Regions from separate parts of the Homo sapiens genome. Here region 2 is linked to region 1. Evidence: read pairs that join two places in POLR2A ChIA-PET (ENCODE). Cell type or tissue: GM12878. All regions are shown on one strand. Each heading gives the region's core, and the rest is flanking DNA. Links, peaks and the distances in the headings are about the cores only.

What was found. Peaks named below come from ENCODE experiments on the same cell type or tissue, not always from the same donor. Only the 100,000 strongest peaks of a DNase experiment are listed, where the experiment ranks them.
Region 2: POLR2A ChIA-PET joins it to region 1 with 6 read pairs; 3 of 35 experiments call an interaction of 5 or more read pairs at or near these places.

The regions. Positions count from the first base shown.
Region 1 is chr6:113,799,177-113,810,324 of GRCh38, forward strand. No RefSeq gene overlaps it. Among named protein-coding and RNA genes, the nearest start is that of MARCKS, 53 kb to the right of the region's middle. In GM12878, for the core only: no CTCF peak of the experiment used is centred there; a DNase peak (open chromatin) is centred at 6,205; H3K4me3 peaks cover 321 bases; H3K27ac peaks cover 465 bases.
Region 2 is chr6:113,622,915-113,634,062 of GRCh38, forward strand. It overlaps LINC02541 (long intergenic non-protein coding RNA 2541), which reads right to left. Exons shown (of 3, transcript NR_125844.1): 2 at 4,607-4,761; 3 at 621-732. Among named protein-coding and RNA genes, the nearest start is that of LINC02541, 22 kb to the right of the region's middle. RefSeq lists enhancers at 3,316-3,365, 8,062-8,361, 8,382-8,521, 9,392-9,441. In GM12878, for the core only: no CTCF peak of the experiment used is centred there; a DNase peak (open chromatin) is centred at 4,724; H3K4me3 peaks cover 1,877 bases; H3K27ac peaks cover 2,500 bases.

The DNA.
Region 1 (11,148 bases), core at 4,930-7,429:
ATGCAGTAGTTTTTGAGTATTGATGTCGACCAAATTAGCCTTTACCTGAAAATATCGAAAATTACAAAAACATATCAAAAAATAATATGATAAAATCATTCATAACCCACCACCTACTCTTCATTTTGTAGTATTTCTTTTTTCCTTTTTCCATGCATATACACTTTTAAAAAGTAATATTGGCATCACAGAATATATGTATATATTCTGTAATTTTCACTTAGTGTAATTTTCACTTAGAAAATATATATTAGTGTTTGTATTACTGTGTGCGTGCATGTGTGTATGTAAGGAGAGATAGATGATAGATAATATAATATATATTAGGATATTAGGAGAAATAGATAAATGCTAGATAGATGAGAGAGAGAGAGAGAGTTATGGACTGCATGTTTGTGCCCCCCCCTCAAATTTATATGTTGAAACACTACCCCCACCCCATGTGATGGTATTAGGAGGTGGGACCTTGGGAAGTAATTGGGATTAAATGAGATCATGAGAGTAGAGCCCTCATAAATGGGATTGATGCCTTCATAAGGATCATGAGAGACCTTGCTTCCTCTCTCTGCTCTCTGCCATGTGAGGATACAATAAGTCAGCCATCTGCAACCTGAAAGAGGGCCCTCATGACAACTTGACTATATTGGCACCCTGATCTCAGACTTTCAGCCTCCAGAACTGAGAAAAATAAATTTCTGTAGTTTAGAAGCCACCATGCCCATAGCAGCCTGAACTGACTAAAAGATAGATAGGTAGATGGATATATCTGCATATACATACAGATACATATATAGGCAGAGTATTTATATTATATATACATATATTATGAGAATGTGTCTCTATATATACACACACACATATATATGGTTACGGTTAGGGTTAGAGTGTGTGTATACATGTGTGTATATATATCATTATATGCTTATTGTATACAAGCATATATATTCTGCATATACATACAGATACAAATATAGGCAGAGTATATATATTATATGCATATCCACACGTGTGATATTTCTCTATCTTACTTTAAGTAGAGGCATTCGCAGGCTACTAGAGACACAGAGAACATGGAGCTATGCTTTGCAGTGGTGGTAAGAGCACCAAGCCTTGGAAGAGGAAATCTGGTTACTCTTCTTCCCCGCTACCAACTAGCTCTGTAAGTCTTAGTATTTCTGAATTTCTCTGGAACTCAAATTCCTTCTCCTTAAGCCATGCTACAGACACCCAACTCAAATTGTTCTAGGCCAGAGAAAAGAGAATTTGCCAAAAGGCTCAAAGAATTTAGAAAGGCCCTAGAGTTCCACCAGAACTCTTCCTCCGCCTGTTTTATGCTTTCTTTTTTCAAATATGGTAGGAATCATGGCCACCAGTTTCTTCCAAGATCCTTATGACACTTTCTTCTCCAGAGAAGGACTGAGTCTCTTCTCCTGGATCCAGTTCAAAAATTTCCAAGGAACAAACAACTATGGGAATGGAGTCTGGTACCTACCCGATGTAGGGAAAGGGCATTGACTAGGAAAAAGGGAGCTGTTCCTAAAAGGGAGAGAAGCTAGTTAGAGGAAACAATGTTATACCACAGGAGATCTGGACTATGGATAAGACACCAATGTCCTAAATGTTCTTTAATTTCCTCTTTGCATATCATCTGAATTTCTTCCCAACCTTCCGGTTCAATAAATTGGAGATAGTTATGGTTCTTGACGCTGTTAAACTGAGAGCATCAAGTGTAGGTGGAGAAGGGGGACGGAAATTGATTTCTTTGACAAAGTTATTTCTCTGGGAAAAAAAATCTGCAAAAATATTCCACCTTGCTTTTAGGCATAATTTTATCATATTTAATTAGTACTGAAGCCAAGAGTTAGGCTTAGACCTTGACTGGAAGCAAACACTGTGCTAGGGTACTAAAGCTGGCTTGTACTTGCTTGCAAGAGTTGATTGTTAAATTTTGGCAAAAAATTTGGTAAGCCAGCTGCTAAACCCCAATATTGTTAAAAATTAACCTATATAAACTTAAAATTAAATTATATTTTAGAAGGTAATAATACTTAGAATTCATCACTTCCTAATTGTTTATTTTACTATCACATATGCTGTTGAGGTTATTTACATTTATTGTACTTGTACGGTGGAAATACTAAATAATAGCATGCTATCATGCATCTCCTGCCATTGTTTACTTAAAATCAACCAAAGTGGGAATGTGTACACCATGGAAATCAGCAACTACTACAAATAGGATTTTTTTTCTTAGAAAGCTGATTGGTAAATACTTAACCTTCACACCACGGAACACCACTTTCAAATATTAAAGAAATCAATTGGACTTGAAAATTTACAGGACTTCTGGGAGCCTAGAGTGGACTGAAACAATCTAAAAGTAGTTTAAAATATTATCTCTGGTCTCCACTAGTCAAATAAAAGTGTCCAAAAAAAATCATTACATTCTGAATTAAAAAAAATTCATGATACTAAAATAGAGGAAAAGAGAAAAAGCATTATTGTACAGAAAATTATTCAATTAATAAATGTAAAAATGAGGATGAAATTAGAAAATCACCATTTTGGAACCATCACTGTAATAAATGAGCCAGGTAAGGATCATTATTAACAAATGTTAATGCTATTGCGTGAGGGATTATTGGAGGACAGGATATTCATACAATCGCCTCACTTAATACTTTTCAGCTCCAAAAAGAGAGAAATCTGGTGAAAATACCTTACCAAAAATATAAAACTTAACATCACCAATCTTTGTATAATGCACATTATATAATATAACAGATTATACACATCACCTTTAAAGTATTCTTGCCAAAAATGTTTGTCCTGAACCTAATCATGAGTAAATAATCAGAAAAATCCAGGTGTAGACTATTCTATAAGACAATTGATTTGGACTCCTCAAAATATCAATGTATGTCAGACATTTTAAAAAGTAGAGGGCTTTTTCTAAAATAAAGGAGACTAAGGATATCCAATAACTAATGTATGCATTATATTTGCTTGGGGCCTGCATTTTTTTAAGTGTAAAGAATGTTTCTGGCACGTGGGAAAAATTTGAATGTGTAATCTCTATTTGGTATTAGTGCATCAGTGTTAAATTTTGAGAGAGTAATAATTTTGTTATGCAATATATTAGCTTGTTTCCACATACTGAAGAAACATCTGAAACTTAAAAAAAAACTGTGTGAATACACACACACAGAATGCAAATGTGGCAAAGTGTTAAGAATTGGCGAATCTAGGTGAAGAATATACGTTCTTCATTATATTCTACTTTAATCCTACTTTTCTGTAAGATTGAATTTTTTCAAAATAAAAATATGGGTCCGGGCGCAGTAGCTCATGCCTGTAATCCCAGCAGTTTGAGAGGCCAAGGTGGATGGGTCCCTTGAGGTCAGGAGTTCGAGACCAGCCTGACCAAAATGGTGAAACGCTGTCTCCATTAAAAATACAAAATTACCCAGATGTGGTGGCACATGCCTGTAATCCCAGCTACTCGGGAGGCTGAGGCAGGATAATCTCTTGGACCCAGGAGGTGGAGACTGCAGTGAGCCAAGATCATACCATTGCACTCCAGCCTGGGCAAGAAGAGTGAAACTCCATCTCAAAAAAAAAAAAAAAAAAGAAAAGAAAAATATATATATATGTAAAATACAAAAGTCAAGAGAGATGCAAAGAGAAAGAGAAAGAAAAAGAAGAAGGAAAGAAAGAAAGAAAGAAGAAAAAAAGAAAGAAGAAAGAAAGAAAAAAGAAAGAAAGAAAGAGAAAGAGAGAAAGAGAAAAAGGAAGGAAGGGAAAGAAAGAAAGAAGGGAGGGAGGGAGAAAACAACTAAGTATAAGAGAATCTTAACCCTCATTGCTCAATCAGGAACACAGATATTCTTGAAATAACAGCTTAAATATGATGTTCTCATAATCAGAAATGCAAACAAAACAAGATATCCAGAGATAAAAGAAAATTTATCTGTACTTTAAAATTTTTTTGAGTTCAGCCTAGTTTTTATGTATTCATATCATACAACAATACATAGCTATCAAAAACATTTTCTCGAAAAGTAGTAAAGAGCATAGAAAAATAATAATGTGAATTCAATGAAGCATCAAATAAAACTCTAGTGATCTTCATTTTATGTTTATTATAATATTAACATAAAATAAAATGCACAAATTTTAGGTGTTCAGTTTTACATATCTTGGCAATTGTATACACTAGCATAACTACCATCCAACAAGAAATAGAACATTTTTGGGTGTTCTTTATATATTCTGCCTACAAATTTTTTGCATGCATATGAGCTGAGAATATTTTTTTCCCAGTTTAAGACTTGTCTAGTCATTTCTGAATGATGCCTTTTAAAAAGCAGAAAATTTTTTGTGAAATCGAATTTAACATTTTTTCTCTTATTGTTAATGCTTTTTGTGTTCTTTCCTTGAAATCTATGCCCACCCTAAGATCAAAAAGATATTCTCTTTTTGTTCTTGAAACTTTATGTTTCTGGTTTTAAGTTGAGGTCTATGATCTGTCTCAAATGAGTTTTTTTGTATAGAATGAGATATGGGTCAAAGTTCATTTGTTTTCTTCCATGTGGATATTCAGTTGCTCCAGCAGCATTGCTAAATCCTTTGGAAATCGACTTGGTACACTGACTGATCTTGGTTTGTTTGTTTGTTTGTTTGTTTGTTTGGAAACAGGGTCTCACTCTGTCACCCAGGCTGAAGTGCAGTAGCACCACCATGGCTCACTGCAGCCTCAACTTTTCCTGGGCTCAGGTGATCCTCCCACCTCAGCCTCCTGAGTAGCTGGGTCCACAGGCATTAGTTTAAAATTAATTAAAAATTAGTCCACAGCTAATTTTTGCATTTTTGTAGAGACAGGGTTTTACCATGTTGCCTAGCCTGGTCGCAAACTCCTGAGCTCAAGTGATCCTCCCACCTTGGCCTACCAAAGTGCTGGGATTACAGGCATGAGCCCCGCACCCAGCTTCTCTTGGTTTATTTTGTAAAGTATAATATACAGACAAAAAGGCTAAAAGTACAGTTTTCCCTTGGTATACACAGAGGACTGGTTCCAGGACCACCTGTGCATACCAAAATCTTACTCATACTCAAGTCCCTCAGTCGGACCTGCGGAACCCATGTATATGAAAAGTCAGCCCCCTCCGACTGCCAATATATGCAAGTTTCCCATCCCTCAAATATGAATTTTGTATTTTTTTAAGTGAAAGCAAGTTGATTAAGAAAGTAAAGGAATAAAAGAATGGCTACTTCATAGTCAGAAAAGCCAAATTTTGTATTTTTTATCCAAGTTTGGTTGAAAAAGATCTGCGTAAAACTGGACCCATTCAGTTCAAACCTGTGTTGTTCAAGGACCAACTGTAAAACTGAAAGCATTAATGATAGTTATTATTAAGTGATAGGATTATAAGTTGTTTTCTTGTCTTCTTTATACCTTTCTGCATTTTCTTAATTTTTGACAATAAACCTGTATTACTTCGTAATCTAAAAATATATAAAGCTTTTAAATTTTCATGTTCATTTTTTCTTTTCCTTTAGCTATAGCATAAAACCTACAAAATTATAGCTTAAAATGCACATAAATAAATGTAACTTTAAAAACTTGTAAGTTTGACTCTATACGCAAATATCTTACAGATAAGTAAGATATTTTATCTAAATGATAAAAGTACATCTGAATAAGTGGACACATTGTGAAAAGTATTCCAACAATTACTATGTATTTTAGCTCTATTTTTATATCTTTCATTTACGCTGAATAATTCTGGAAGTTCATAAAATTTGCCAAGTACAAAACTTTGAACATCGCTTTAGATATGAATATTTTGTCATTTCAATTTTGTAATAATTTACATATATATTTAAGTTCTTTCTGTGCTGGCAAAGTGTTTTTCAAAGGCCCAGAAATTCCTTTTTTTCTTGCATGGGGTTAAACACTGATCTCATAATCTTATACTCCAAACTTTAGAGACTCTTTCTTGTGAGTTCAAAAGTAAACATCAACCCCTATGTGTCTATCACAAATGGAGTCAAAATGAAAGCAGTTTTGCTGTAACATGGTATTATGCCTGAAGAGATAAATATATACTGGCAAAAGAGGAAGACAAGCTAAGAATCAACAGTAAAAATGTATAACTCATCAGTTTCGATTACAGAAATGTCACATACAACTTTCTTCTTTCTGTTTTGAATTGGTTTTGGATTCCCTGTTTCGCTTGAGGTTTAAATTTCAGCCTTAAATGATCAAACACCAGTTCTCCAGGCCTGCCTTTCTTACTTTCTCAGCAATTTAAGCCAGCTTAGACAATTCAACTTAACCTAAATTAGTCAAACATTGGAAAACTCTCAACACACCTGGCGTGTTTCAGCTGTATGACAACCTGGGCCTCAAGCTTCATTGCACTGATTTGTGGCACAACAGTTAGCAGCATGCTTGGGAAGGGAGGCCTATATCATGGGAACGTCGAGAATGGGAGTAGAGAGAGGAATCTAACAGCAGTTCTTCTGATGGACTACGTAATCAAAATATTTACTTTCACTGTACGGCTATTGTGGCACTGAAATGACACATATGTATGGTGAACCTGGGTAGAATATTAGAAAGCTGCTGTATAGGAAGCAGCATTGTCTAAAAAATATATCGAACAGAAGAAATCTAACATGGAAAAAATAGTTAATATGAATAAATACTGAGGAGGGAAAAAAGGAGTCCTGGAAAAGTGATCGCAGAACTGCAAAAATGACTATTTAGGACTGAAAGAGTTCATGTGGTAACTTTTCTGCAGCTGTGACCATTTGTCCGTATTAACAACAGACCTGTTTTGTTTTGTTTGGGGTTTTGACAAATTACAGCATCCTGTATTGTTCTCTCATCTTGTGGAAAGAAAGGGAAATGTAACTCTATAGAGTTTTATCTTGTATTTTTTATTTTCCCAAAATTCTCCTGAACTCACCGATAGGTGTAGACTAGATGCAAAAGCCTTTGAACTTCAATTGTAAAGTCAGAGGGAAAGGTTTGGTCTTGACGATTCTAAGTCAGTCACTAATGGAAATGAAAGCTGTGCACTCTGGAAACCCTGGCTCCGGTGCTGGGGGATCATGTGCAAACCATGGAATAAGTGGTCAGGCCAGAGCTCTGGAACAGCCTTCCTGTCCCTTGGCTAAGTCTCCCTTCCCCACAATTTCCACAGCTGCTTATCCCAACCCCACTTCTCTGCCTGTTTTTCTCCAACACAAATCAACACTTTAATCAGAAGTATTGAAGTTCCTAATTGGTGGAGAAGGCAAAGATACTGTACCAAGAAGTGAAACGGATAGGTTCCTCCCTGCTAGAACCAATGTAAAGTTACAAAACAACCAATTAAGAAAGGATTATATTTTTCAAAGACCAACTGATGAGATCATTGTTTCTTTTAAGCTTGAGGAGGATGATTTGGTATGATTTAGGCAAAAAGGAGAATATTCTCAGTGCTTGACCCTTGGCCTTCCAACACACACACAAACACCGTTTTTTGGTTTTTTGGTTTTAAAGAAAAAGAGTTTATGATTGGGGGAATCATTGATTTGAAGAGAACTGGACTAACAGAGTCCTTGTCTATCAGTTTCTACTCATTTGTTGTTTGTTTGTTTGTTTGTTGAGACAGAGTTTTGCTTTTGTTGCCCTGGCTGGAGTGCAATGGCGCGATCTCGGCTCACTGCAACCTCTGTCCCCTGGGTCCAAGCGATTCTCTTGTCTTAGCCTCCTGAGTAGCTAGAACTACAGTGCATGCCACCATGCCAGGCTAATTTTTGTATTTTTAGTAGAAACAGGGTTTCACCATGTTGGCCAGGCTGGTCACAAATTCCTGACTTTAGGTGATCCACCTGCCTCAGTCTCCCAAAGTGCTGGGATTTCAGGCATGAGCCACCACACCCAGCCACCTTCTACTCATTGCTATTACATGGGATCTACAGGGAGAAAGAGTTTCTGTCCCTTATTTCTACTGATGGACAACCCCTTTAGTCTTTTTTTAACAATCTCTGTAGTGGATTGTATGGTGACTCCCAACAAGGTATGTCCATGTCCTGACCACCAGAGCCTGGGAACATGGCCTTATTAGGAGAAGAGGTCTTTGCAAATGAAATCAAGTTAAGAACTTAGATGAGGTAATCTTGGACTATCCAGGTGGGCCCTAAGTGCAATGACAAGTGTCCTTATGAGAGACAGAAGAGAAGCCCATGGAAATATGGAAGCAGAGATTAGAGGGAGGAAGTCACAGGCCAAGAACAACTGGAACCACCAGCGTCTGGAAGAAGAAAAGAAAAAAATATCTCCTACAGCCTCCAGAGAGAGTAACGTGCCCTGTCAGCAACTTGATTTCAGACTTCTGGTCTCCAGGACTATGAAAGAATCAATTTCTGTTGTTTTAAAGTACTAAATTTGTGGTAATTTGTTACAGCAGCCTCAGGAAACTAATACAGTAAACTAAGGTGTTTGTTTTTGTTTTTGTTTTCAGTTTCTAATTCCACAATTTCTATTATTCATTCATTTGTTCAGTAAACAAACAGGCAATGAATGTGTCAGGCATTGGACAATGCACGAGAGATACAGAGTTGAAAAATAAATCTATTCTCAAGAGCTTTATAAACTGATAGGGAGAATCAGACATGTAAGTACAATGAAGTATTACAATGTCATTATTATGTATAGGCATGAGAAGGAAGTGACCACTGCTTCCTGGGATGGTCACAAAAGGGTTCAAAGAAGAGAGACACAGAAAAGCTGAAGAAGTGTTTGCTGGCCAAGAGGGTTAAGAATGGGAGGGAGGGAATTCTTGGAAGAGAAAGTATCATAAACAGAGGTATGGAGGTATGCAATCACATAACCTCTACAAATATTGGATGCTTTTAAGTATATCTGGTAAGATTCTACAGTAGGCCTGGTGAAAGGCAGTGCTAAAGGGTAGATAAGGAAGGGCCAGATTATTGACAGCCACATTAGTCAAGCTGAAGAGTTTGGAATGAGTCCTATGGCAAATGGGAAACCCTTAAAACTTAAGGTTTTTAAGCAGGGTGGCAACATGTCACACTTGTGTTTCAGAAAGTTTGCTGTGGTAGAGGTGGGCTGGGTGCCTTGGGGACTCAAGATCAAGGCAGGGAGATTCATTAGAAGAGTACTGATGTGGTCAAAGGAGCAGAACTAAGGCTAAACTAAGGCACAATCATGAGGCGGAGCAGAGGAATGGCAAGAAAGAGAAATTGACAAAGGAATCTGAGAAAGAATAGAGTTTGAGTTAGAAAGTGAGAAGCAAACAGAGCAAATTCTATTGCAGTAACCAAGAGAGAAGAGGGGATCAAGAAGGAAGTAACAACAGTCAGAAGCCAAGTGATGTGAAGAGGACTCCACTGGATTTGCCAATGAAGAGGCCACTGGTGACTTTGGCAGAAAAGTTTGAGGGGAGATGTTATCTATTAGCCATGTAAATTGCTGGCAAGTCAATTAGCATCAGCAAAACAAAGATTGGTCCATAGATCAGTAGTCATCAAAATATATTCCCCACACTATCCCAGCATCATCTTGGAACTTAGAAATGCAAATTCTCAGGCCCCACTCCCCCTAAATCAGATACACTGGGTTAGGGGTCCACAATCTAGGTTCTAACAACGATTTTGATGCAGAAGTCTGAGAACCGTCTATATACACTAGACAGGACTTTACTGCTGAAAAGGTAATTCATGGACTGGCAGCATCAATATCACCTGGGAGCTTGTTGGACCCCACACCTGACCCATTGAATCAGAATCTGCATTGTAATAAGATCTCACGTGATTCAGTTACACAGTGAAGTTAGAGAAGCACTGTTGAAGGGTTTCAATCTCAATAGCTTTCTTGCCCAGTGTCTGAGATTACCTTTTACATAAATCTGCTAAGTTGCTAATTCAAGGAAGGGGGGAGAATTCAATATAACATAACATATTTCCTCCTCTCAAGTGGGATAATAAGGAATAACAAATGGGCTATTTATAGCTTACATGAGACCAGAAACATTGCATGTGCAGTCAAAGTAATGTAGGTGCTTTGTAGTTTTTGGCATTTCAATTCTAGGTTACAGAAATACATGTTTTTCCTCAAAAAGATAGAAAACCTACTGGGGTTCATTATATTATTCTGGTGGAAAATAATATCAGGCCATTAGGACTTTATTCAAAAAAGTATCTTGGTATTCTTGACAGAGACAGTATATGGAAACAGATAGATCTTTACATAACCTTAGTGGGGAATTGCTTGTTAGGAAACCAAAAACATTAAGATCTGTGCAATTTACTGTTTGTAAAATAGAGCTCCATAAAAAAACTGAGAACAATTATATTTACTTTGTGTAAATATAGTTTAGCCCAAAGATTCTCAAAATGTCCTCAGACCAGCAGCATTGGCACCACTGATTGGCTTGTTAGAAATGCAAATGATTGGGCTCTGCTGTGACCAACTAGATCAGTATCCCTGGGGCCGGGATACAGGAAATTGTCTAGCAATCCAGGTGATTCTCGTGCATGGTAAAATTTGGTTTAGGCCTCAGAGACGCTTCATATAAAACACCTCTGCCTGCATTGTCTCTTCTTTGCCTTAACTGCCTCTGAAACTCTCTTCTCGGCTGAAATATTTTCATTTATCTTTAAAATCCTTTTGTGGGTCCTTTCCTCCTTCCCCTTTTTTCTTCCTCTATCTACCTATGTCTTTCCGTTCTACTTTTTCACTTCCTGTTTTGTTCCTAGCTCACTTTAGCTTTGAACTGCCCCATTCTCAAAGATGCATACAAATCTAGCACTTCTACGCAAAAATGTGCCAGCCTAAGCAAGTCTATTAGATACCCATGCTCAGCATTATGAAAGAAACGAAACAGTACATCAGCCACTTAGTTCTTGAAACAATGCAACTTAAAGAAATGACAGTATAGAACGAGTCACTGTACAGTTCTTTGGTATTAATGTGACTTTAGCAAGAACACTCATGACTGTCATGTGCTAACTGTCCACAAAATGTCTGCTGGCATAGAAAAGTACATGATTTTCAATCTACAGGCAGTTCACCAGAACATTTGGGCCCTGTATTAGGATTAAATGTTCATGACTTCACCATAAGAGGTGGCT
Region 2 (11,148 bases), core at 3,523-6,022, 180 kb before region 1:
CTTTGATAGCATTCACCAAATCATTTGCTGGATTATCCTTGGCTATTTTTTTGTTCCGACTCTCCCATTAGCCACTCCCATGAGGACATAGATTCTATCTGTTTTGTTCAAAGTTTAATCCCCAGCAGCTGGCCCAATACCTAGAACATAGTATACATTCAGAAAATATTTGCTGATGAGAGTCTTGAATAATACATCACATGAAATCACTTTCCCAAAGTGAGTGGGATATTCTAAAGAGAAAAATATTTCTTACCTTGTATTTAAATCCAGATGTGGGTTTTCCCCTTTCTCAGCCTTATTGGTTGTTTTAGTTATCAAGCAAAGATGATTTCTTTACTAAGTGAGGTAGAGGCAGGGAAAGTACAGCAGAGACAGAGACAAACAGTTCCAGTGTCCAGTGAGAGCAGACTTCCCTTTCTCACCAGGTTCACACAGCATGGGGGCCTAGAAGCCTCTATGATGATTCCTCTGGAACTGCTATTTTCTTTGATTTATGAGTGGTTTGAGATGGAGCCAATAATAATGTACATTCCAAACTTCTGGTACACTCTGGAAGGTTGCAGATAGATTTTCTATGCACATTAAATACATAATAATGATGGTCATTCAGACTTCATACTTGGCAGATTGTACATTGAAGAGGACCTGTTTCTTATTTGGCTGTTCAAATCACCTGGAATGGCCATTAAATTCAAAGGGATTCTGTGTTTGACTCTCTCCAAGTAGATTCTGAGTAAGATAAGAAAAAGAGTGGTCTATTCAGTGGTTAGTAAACTCCTTAATCTGTGCATTTCAAAATTAAAGACCCATCTGTAATCCTACCACTTTGAGAGGCCAAGGCAGGGGGAAATATCTTGAGGCCAGGAGTTTGAGGCCAGCCTGGGCCACATAGCAAGATCCCATCTCTACAAAAATAAATAAATAAAAAATTAGACAGTGTGGTGGGCCTGTAGTCCCAGCTACTCAAAAGGCTGAGTCAAGAAGATCACCTGTGTTCCACGGCTGAACCCTGGAGTTTAAGTTTATAGTGAGCTATGATCGTGACATTATACTCCAGCCTGGGTGATAGAGCTTGTCTCAAAAAAAAAAAAAAGTTAAAGGCCAAAGTACAAAGAAACCCACCATCTTACTCAGAATAGATTAAGGAGAATGTTTTCAAGGAGGTGATTAAAACTAAAGGTCTCAGCTAGCAAAGCCCGTAGAAACTGTTAATTCCTTTCTGAGAAAAGAAACTGCCTAAATTAAATAATCACTCCACCAAAAGGCATTTAAAGGTCACTTTTAGCAGACTCCTCTTGTCAGGAACATCAGTGCCAATTATTTCTGGTGTGCTAGGGATACTAGTTACCTTGTAAGAACGAAAAACAAAACAAAACAAAAAATGAGCAAACAAAACAATTGTTTTGTCATATTTCTGGAGAGAGCGTATCTTAAATCCAGCAAACAGACCCTAGAAAAACAGGAAAAATCAGCCTTTTCAGCACTGAACTTATGAACCTAACCATGAAGCACGACTCAGACTGGGCCTTATTTAGAGTTATCTGGGTCTTGGGCGTTCTGATTCCTCCAACAGCTAGGTGCAGATGTGGTATGGTCAAACGCAAGATTCAAGTCAGGAGGCTCAAATTCAAATCTAAGCTTTTACACATAACTCAGGCATGTTACCAAATGTCTCAGAATTTAAGAACCTTCCTATTCGACAGGAAGATAGTGATATGTACAATGCCAGGCTATAGTGGCACTGAAACGAGGTAATGTATCTAATCTTTTAGATTAATCTTTTAGATTAGCTTATTAAAGGGTCTATACAGTGTGTGAACAGTAAATACTAGGTAAGAAATGAGCTGTGTGCACTTGGCCAACTCACTCCATTTCTCTGGATTTCAGTTTCCTCATCTGTAAAATGGGAAATAATTAATACCAATCCCTTACACTATATAGAGACACAGGGGCAGAAGTGGTGGCGGTGAAGACACCAGAAGCAAAGGAGGCCAGACCTTCAGCCTCCCCACTGCACACAAACTGTTCACAGGACAATCAAGGCAGGCCCTTCATCTGCATTTTTTTCTTTAGATGGATTCTCGCTCTGTCGCCCAGGCTGGAGTGCAGTGGTGCGATCTTGGCTCACTGCAACCTCCCCCTCCTAGGTTCAAGTGATTCTCCTGCCTCAGCCTCCCAAGTAGCTGGGATTACAGGTGCATGCCACCATGCCCGGCTAATTTTTGTATTTTTAATGGAGATGGGGTTTCACCATGTTGGCCAGGCTGGTCTCGAACTCCTGACCTCAGGTGATCCGCCTTCCTCAGCCTCCCAAAGTGCTAGGATTACAGACGTGAGCCACTGCACCTGGCCACATCTGCATTTTTGTGTGTGCTTTAAACGAAAGAATGTATGGAAAGAACTTAACATTAACACATTATATTATAAAATAAAAGCAATTCTTAATATACTGTTCCATAAATTTTAACTTTTGTAAAACAAATACATATTTCTTAGTTAACTACTGTTTAAGCCCTCGATTCATACCTTAATTAATTAATCAAGCCCTAATTAATCCTGAAGCTAGGCTCCCTCCAGGGGGTTAGTCCTGGTGTTTTCCTAGGCCTGCTGAGAAGAGAAATGGACAGTGACCCTGTGATCAGATGAAATTCCAAAGACAGTCTCCACTGGACTCACACTCAAGCTCCCTGCCTCCATCTCTAGAGAACTGCAAGTAAATTACTTCCCAGAGCTTTGGGAGCCTCAGCGAACAACATATGGATTAGAGAAATGGGTTAGTCTGTCTCCTGGCCTCTCTTCTAGGAGAGAAGACAATCTGCTATAGAAGTACCAAATATGAAGGTTTCACATCTACTTCGCATCTTTTTGAGTTGCTTTTAGCAGCAACCTGGAAAGCTCCTTCACTTATGCCCAATACTGCAAAATGTTGGGCTTGTGAATTTAGAAACACTGTCAACACTTTGCTGCAGGTTGATATTAATTGATATTAAATCACCACGGAATATCTGTAGAAATGCACTAGATGCCGAAGGCTTTCTGACTGAAGAAAGGTAAGCACAATGAAATAATTAGATATGATTTGCCATTTCTTTACAAATGTTGCTACATACTCAATTCAGCAGCATGTGGTTTCTCACTTTCATTATTAGCTTGCTTGTATTCATTGTGTCTAGCTCTCTGGAAGTGGTTTTTTAAGTCCTTGAAAATCAAATAATGCAGTATTAAAAATCAATTTACTAGGTTAATCATAATGCTTTTCTCATTATGGTGTGCACATGTAATACCAGCTATTCGGATGGCTGAGATAGGAGGAGCACTTGAGACCAGGAGTGCAAGATCAGCCGGGGCAACACAGCAAAACCCAGTCTCTAAAAAAAACTAAAATAAAAATAAAATAAATAACGCTTTTCTCAGCACTACCAATTCAACTGAAATGTGGCTCTGTAACAATACTGAGAGAATGCAGGACTTTCAAACATGTTTAGGGAAGAAAGTGGGTACCCTGGATTTAGACATGGAGTTACCACTAGATATTTGAGGAATATATGTAAATTCCAAAGTTATTTAAAATGCTTCTCTACCCAACAAAGTTGGGATCATGGGGAAGATATATGTGCTGCTTACCAATATTTCTAGCTTCCCTCTTTTAGGACAAGGGAATATTATACTGTCTACAACCTTCGAATTATTAACAGATGTAGCCATGTGACTTCTTTTGGCCACCAGAAGGAAGTGTTTCATTTCTAACATTCTCCTGACCTGCCTGGCTAGCAGGGATGCACACACAGCAGAGCCATCACATGAGTGAGGGATGCCCTTGAGAATCACTCAGCCATTTAGCAGACTTTGCATGAGCAAGAGAGAAACTCTGTCACTTTACAACAGATTTATTTGCTTCCATAGCATGGCCTAGCCTTTCTCATCAGTACAGAGTCCACCAAGCCCTACCATAGCAAGCTTCTTTGGGTCCCTAAGCATGTCCTCAGTATTGTCCATTCACTCTTCTCACTACTCATTCTGTTCTCCTGCCTCCCTTTCATAAGGACCCTGATGTATACATTGGGCCTACCAGGATAACATACCCCATCTCAAGGTCCTTAACTTAATTGCATCTGCAAACATCCTTCTGCCATATAAAATAACACTCTCAGCTGGTGTCTTTTAATCATCTTACCTCACCTTGCTCCTCTACCATTCCACACGCCTTCTCACCCTTGGCTAACACAGTGTCTTAAACATACATCCCTGCTGAATAAATGAATGCTTAGTTCAAAATGTATACCATATCAGAATCTCTGCTTTATCAAAAGCCCAAACAATATGGTTAATAAAGCTACACACACACAAACATACACACAAAGAAAAAGCTAATGCACCTCATAAAACAAAACTAGGTAAGAAAGTTGCTCAATCCAGGCTATCAAAATTAATGGGAAAAGGAAGTAAACGATCCTCTCATACTGACACTCAGTAGTAAGTCCTTAAGAAATATTAAAAAATGCATCAAGTCTACGATTCTTTGCAGAAACACATATATTGTATATACTTATACCAGTAGTGAATACATATGCATGGAATCAAATCACCAATAGCTCAGCAGAACCTAAGCCATATGTCTTCTTGCAGAGAGTTGCTTATTAGCTGTCTTTCATTCTTTCCATATTAGACAATTCGAGAAAGGTAGAGACAGTTATTTCATTCTTCTCAGTTCTATTTCTGCTTTCTTAGTGTCTTCATATTCATCAATTCACAAGGGCCCTGAGGTGAGAAAACAGAACAAAAATCTCTCTTTAAACATGTGATCTCTCAAATCTGCCAAACTTGGTGACTTCATGATAATTGTTTCAACCACTTTCTTCTGCTGACCCAATACTTAATACGCCATAAGATTGAAGACATTCTCTTTTATCTGCTGTTCAATTTGCTTGCTCTCCAGCCATTTACCTATAGTTTTCATCATTTTTTCAGAAGTACAACCTTGACAATTCTGGGATCTTCCAATGGTGAGTTTAAACTAACTTGAGCAACTGTCTATGGGGCTTCTAATTATCCCATGAATGAATCCAATAATTGAGTTGAAAATAAATTTCAACCACAACAATACAGTTTTAGCTCGAGGCAGGTTCTGAAGTAGAAACTAAAAATATGAGACTAAAGTATTATTTTAAGGGGCTATTACAGGGAGAAAATGGTAAAATTTTTTTGCCTCTGTCAAGAACTACATGGGGGTTAGCAGCCACATAGTGGCCTGAGGCCTCGGAGGGGATGGCCTCTTTGGCTGTGGCTGTGAACTAGGATCAGCTGAGCCACAACAGTGAATCCCACAACATTCTCTGACACCCCGGACTAACCCCCTGCTCCTACAGACTTTCTGCCCTTGAACTTCACAGCTGCTCTCATCTCCTTTCCAGGTTTGTCAATTCTAGGTTTTCAGCTCACTTTATTCCCTAGCTTAGTTTCTGTTTCTTTATTCATAAAATAATGTTACAAGAATGAATAAGGTAAATATGTAAAACATGAGCATAATACCAGTATACTAGATCACACAAAAAAAATGTTACTTGGTTCATTCATTCATGTAATCACTTAATGTACAAGTAAGTCTTTCCACTAGGTGTGGGAGATATTATGACCAAAAAGTCACAGTGCTTATCCACAATTATTCCACACTACAGAGCAGAGTTTTTGAGCTAGAATCTATGGAACTCTAGGGTATGGATATATATAACTTCAGAAGGTCTGTGAACTTCTGAAATTGTGAGCAGAATAATGTTATGTTTATATGTGCTTTATGTTTTATTTTATAATTATCATTATTTTTTTAGACAGGGTCTCACTCTGCTGGCCAGACAGGAGTGCAGTAGCATGATTACAGTTCACCACAGCCTTGAATTCCTGGGCTCAAGAGATGCGCCCATCTTAGTCTCCTGAGTAGCCAGGACTATAGGATTGTGCCACCACACCTGGCTAATATATTTTTTTAATCTTTTCAATAAAGGTCAGGTTTTGCTATGTTGCCCAGAATTGTCTCAAGCTCCTGGGCTCAAGTGATCCTCCTGCCTCAGCCTCCCAATGTGCTGGGATCATAGGCATGAGCCCCCACACCCAGCCAAGAGTACTTTTCTAAAGAGAGAAGGTCCATTTCTTTCAACAGATCCTCAAAGGGATCTGCATTGTGGTCATTCTTGGTTTTCACCTACCCAGCACGCCTCTCCTGATAACACAACACATTCCTTCCCCTTGAAGAAGTACCATTTGCCATTCTCAATTGATATGGTTTGGATAAGGGCCAATCCCACCACCTGCCTCCAAGATTAGCCCCCATCCAAACCATATGGATTGAGACTGGCCAAGCTGGGCCAAACAAAGCAAAAAGGACATATACTTCCCAACAAAGCTTCAAAACTTGTAGAATTTAAGCCATAAATGTTTATAGCCATCTTTGCCATCATGTGAGGAAGGCTGCCTAAAATAGAATAAGGAAGAAAGCTAAGTCAAAAGCTGAAAAAAGGCAAACTTACAGAACTTTTGTTGAAAGAGTTAATTTCAGCTAAAATTGAGGTCAATTCCAGCCTGGGACTTTTTGGTTACATAAGCAATAAAGTTCTGTCTTCCTGAAATCTGTTAGAATTTTCTTTCCCTCCTTTTCAGTGAGATTCAATCCTGCTAATTCAGTTTAAATCTCCCATACCCACCTCCCCCACTCACCAACAAATAAACAAAACTCCTAGTTTATTGTCCCAGATACTAAGCTATCCAACCCATGGGTTAGGTATTCAACTTAGCTTTATTAATCATAGGGCTCATTACTTTATGTATCCTGAAATACAAACTCCACCCCACCACCAGGCCACAGTTTACCATGCCCCTCATTTTACTTTATCTCCACATCCACTTCTTCCAACCTTGCAGAACCCAAAAACAGAGATCATGTTTTCCTCTAATTGACTCTGAGCCACTTACAGAATCACAAAAGCACCAAAATAGTTTCCTCCCTGTGTTTTCCCTCCATATTCAATATGTCAAAGTGATTATACATCCTGTGTCCCCAATTAACATAGTAGCATTCAATATTTAGTACACTCTGAATACATATTGGTGGAATAAATAAAATAAGCCATGCTGGAACTTTATCTGTTGTTCTTAAAAGAAAGAGAAGCTGCCAGAATTGGAGCTTGATCCAGGGGCTTCCCAGGGGACCATCCTCTAGGGAAGAAGATGTTGGTTTCATAGTTACTTGGTCCATTACAGTTCACAGAGGACAGTGCACACAAAATCAGAAAAGCAGGTGGGCTTATTGCAGTAAACGTGAAGCAATAGCTAGTTTCATTTTGATAGCACAAATTTTAGACCCTACCCTAATGAAACTATAATACATGAATAAAAAATGAAAGTTAATATATGAAAATGAAACCAATCATTACAATAAAAGGATGGGATTGAGGCTATATTTTCTAATTATGAAAAATCTCTTTTATGATATTTAATGTGATTTAAAGGATTTTCAAAACACTTAGTACAAATCTCTATGTAAATATTAATGTTTAAAAAATATTGCAGCCTAGGCAACATAGCAAGGCTCTGTCTCAAAAAAAATATTGCAGACTATTCACTTATGTTACAACATATACTCAAGTGGGAAATTCCCTGGTGACAAAATATCTAGAAAGTATGCCAATAAACACACACACACACACACACACACTTCAATTAAAGGAATGAGCCCATTTAATGAAATGGACTATCTCTTATCATGATATGTAAATAGCATTTCAGTTATAGAAAAAATACTACAAAAATCACTAGAGCAATTTTTTTCATTGCAAGACCTGAACATAAGGTGTATATTTTTGTAACTGTGTTTTTTAGAAAAGAAGAAGTAAAAGAAGAACCACCTGCACCTAGGTGGCAATTCCCCATCACAGGGGGAGGGAGCCAGTCTTGGCCACTGGGCACAGAAGAGACTGCTTAGGAAATCCCTGTGAGCTCTAAAGGAAGTAAGAAAACACAGAAATGCAAAGCTCCAATACTCCCCCACGTATCACAGACTCCTCTAAATTTCCCACTGGGTGTTTCAAGAGTTGGTCCTGGTGAGGTGGGAGGGGGAGACCAAAGGGAAGAGAAAAAAAAAAACAAAGGCCATTTGTGGGGAAGCTGAAAGGACATGGAGGTACAGAGGCAGAAATGGTGGCAGTGACGACATATGGGGCAAATATGCCCAGACCCTCAGCCTCCCCACTGCACCCACACTGTCCACAGGACAATCGGGGCAGGACCTTCATCTGTGTCCTCCGGTTGAGGGGTTGCCTACATAATCTGAAAGAGAAGCGTGAAACTCCAGAAGGGGAAAAAAATGCCTCTTTTGAAGGGGACTTCCCTTGCCAGTGAGGTTTCAGATCATGTTCTGTAACAGCCTACTGGCCTGTGACAGGGCCTCCAGGAAATGAGACAACTCAGATGCAGAGTACTAAGGGAAAAATTTCAGTAGTGGCTTGAGAAAACTAACTGTTGAGTCTGACAAAGCAAAGTTCTAAGATAGTGCGAAGTATAACTAGGGCTGCTTTGAAAAGGAAACCCAGAGAGCAAGGACAGGTGTCGCTTAGTTTTAAAAAATAATTAGAGCTTCTGTTTATTGAAAGCCTACCATGTGTCAGGAGCCTTGCATGCCTTATCTCTTACTCTTACATCAGATGATATGAAATTGACATTATTATCCCCATTCTCATCTGTAAAGTGAGAAAACATACTCAGATAAATTAAGTAAATTAGCCAACATCATCCAGTTCCAGGGCCACGATTCAAGCCAAGGTCCATCCGATACCAATTACTATGCTTCTGCCTTGGCCCTTCTGTCATTAATTCATGTGGTTCACTGTGAAAGTCATGGACTTCTTTAAACCTAGATTTCCCCTTATGACATGGTACAAGTAAGCCTAAAGTTAGATAAAATCATAGCCTATGATGAGCTAATTTAAGCTTCAATCTGTCTCTGTCACTAGCCAGTTCTGTGGAAATGGACAACTCAAGTAACTTCTCCAGGTCTCAGTGTTCCCATCTAAAAAGTGGGGTTGTAGTGGGCCTCTACAGCTCTTGACTTCTATGAGGCACACCGAGTCCTCACATGCCAACATAAAAAAGGAAATTTCAAAATTGTCTTTGTTTTTTAACAAAGTATATGAGGGGATTATTCCAGTTCTCTATGAATAATATATATATTTAAAGAGCCTATGTTTAAAAAATTAAAATGCTTTAAAACATTTTCTAGATGGCCTTACAAATGGAAAAAAAAAGTATTCCTAGCCAACCCTCTGTCAGCAGAAAGGCCACACAGAAAAAAGCAAATCACAATTCTTTACCCCTCTCAGCATAAATCATTACTCACCGTGGGAAAATGATTACTTGCCAGGAAGTAGAACCTATGAATCATTATACTGTTGTCCTCGACCTCTGATAGAGCAAGAATTAGGGGAAAGACTGAAAAGCTGGGGAGTGAACTCTGATTTGACAATAGTTCCACTCATGGCATCGTAAGGCAATGAAAACAGAAAGCTGATCGAGCCGTAGGGCTGTCAAGTCCCGGTGCTGCTGCAGTGCACGTCTGAACCCAGAGCAGAATGACATGGGCCCCTGACTTTCTGAGTCACTCCTTGGGTCTGAGTCTTCACAGCCCCAGAGTCATTTATCAGCAAATAGAAACAATGCCATCCCTGGGCTTGTCCCGACAGTCAACCTACTTGTTAATGCCTGTGTAAGAGATACCCAGCTTGGAAATAGGAGCAAAAGTCACAAGGAAGGGATTAAGTTGCCTAACATCAGCATTCATTTCCTAAAATAAAAACACATGAAAGATAGACACCACAAATATGTGTTCCCTTGTGGTATCAGCAAATATTGTGCTATAATTTCTCTACTGTTGCTAATAAGCTATGGCACACAACTGTAAATTCTTTTTTTTTTTTTTTTTTTTTGATACAGGATCTTGCTCTGCCATGCAGGCTAGAGTGCAGTGGCACAATAATGGCTCACTGAAGCCTCGACCTTTCAGGCTCAAGCAATCCTCCCACCTTGGCCTCCCAAATAGGTAGGATAGGGCAGGTGTGGTGGCTCATGCCTGTAATCCCAGCACTTTGGGAGTCTGAGGTGGGAGGATTGCTTGAAGCCAGGAGTTCAAGACCAAATAGCTAGCACTACAGGCATGAGCCGCCATGCCCAGCTAATTTTTGAGTCAGGGTCTCACTATGTTACTCAGGCTGGTCTCAAACTCCTGGGCTCAAGCGATCCTCCCACCTCTGCCTCCCAAAGTGTTGGGATTACAAGCATGGGAGCCACCTGTAGGTGGGTGAGGAGCAGTGATCCTCCCACCTCTGCCTCCCAAAGTGCTAGGATTACAGACATGGGAGCTACCACACCCAGCTTGCAAATACTTTTTATATTATGTTTTTCTACATGGCCTTTGATGTCTTTAGAAAATGTTTGTTTTAAGCAAGGATCTTTTTGTGACTAAAAGCACAGAAAAATACAACATAGTTAGTATGTTACACACCAAATATACAAAATCCTAGAAACTTATAGAAGGAGATAGGAAAATTGATCTTATAACTAATCTGAATATTGTTCTCTACTTTCCTTAATGTTTTTAAAGGTAGTGAAAGTAAAACTATATTGTTCTGATGATGTAGAAGGGAGAATGTTTAAAATTCCTCCCAGTTTCAGGAGGAGATATTAGAACCTGTCTTTATTATACTGCATTGATTAGAGGGAAGAGGGTATTACAGCCAAAGTGTTACCTAACCATTAGACTTTCACTGTATTTGATCCCACCTTCTTACTAGTTTAAATAAAATTTAAGCATGTACTACCATATATCTATGTTTTTATTTATGAATGACATAATCATTATTAATTTATTGTGAATAATATAAATCATTCATAAAAATTCATCTTTTTAAAGATTATATTTATTAATAATGATACATTTATATATTTTTATTATTCTCTTTTTCTGTACCTCAATAGATCATGTGCACCCCACTTTGGGACCACTGACCTTTTAGCTTGCTTGTCATGATAGAAGTCATCTACTAAAGGAACTCTGGAATGTTTGAGTCTCTAAATAATCTTGTTATAATCCAAAATAGCCTGTTA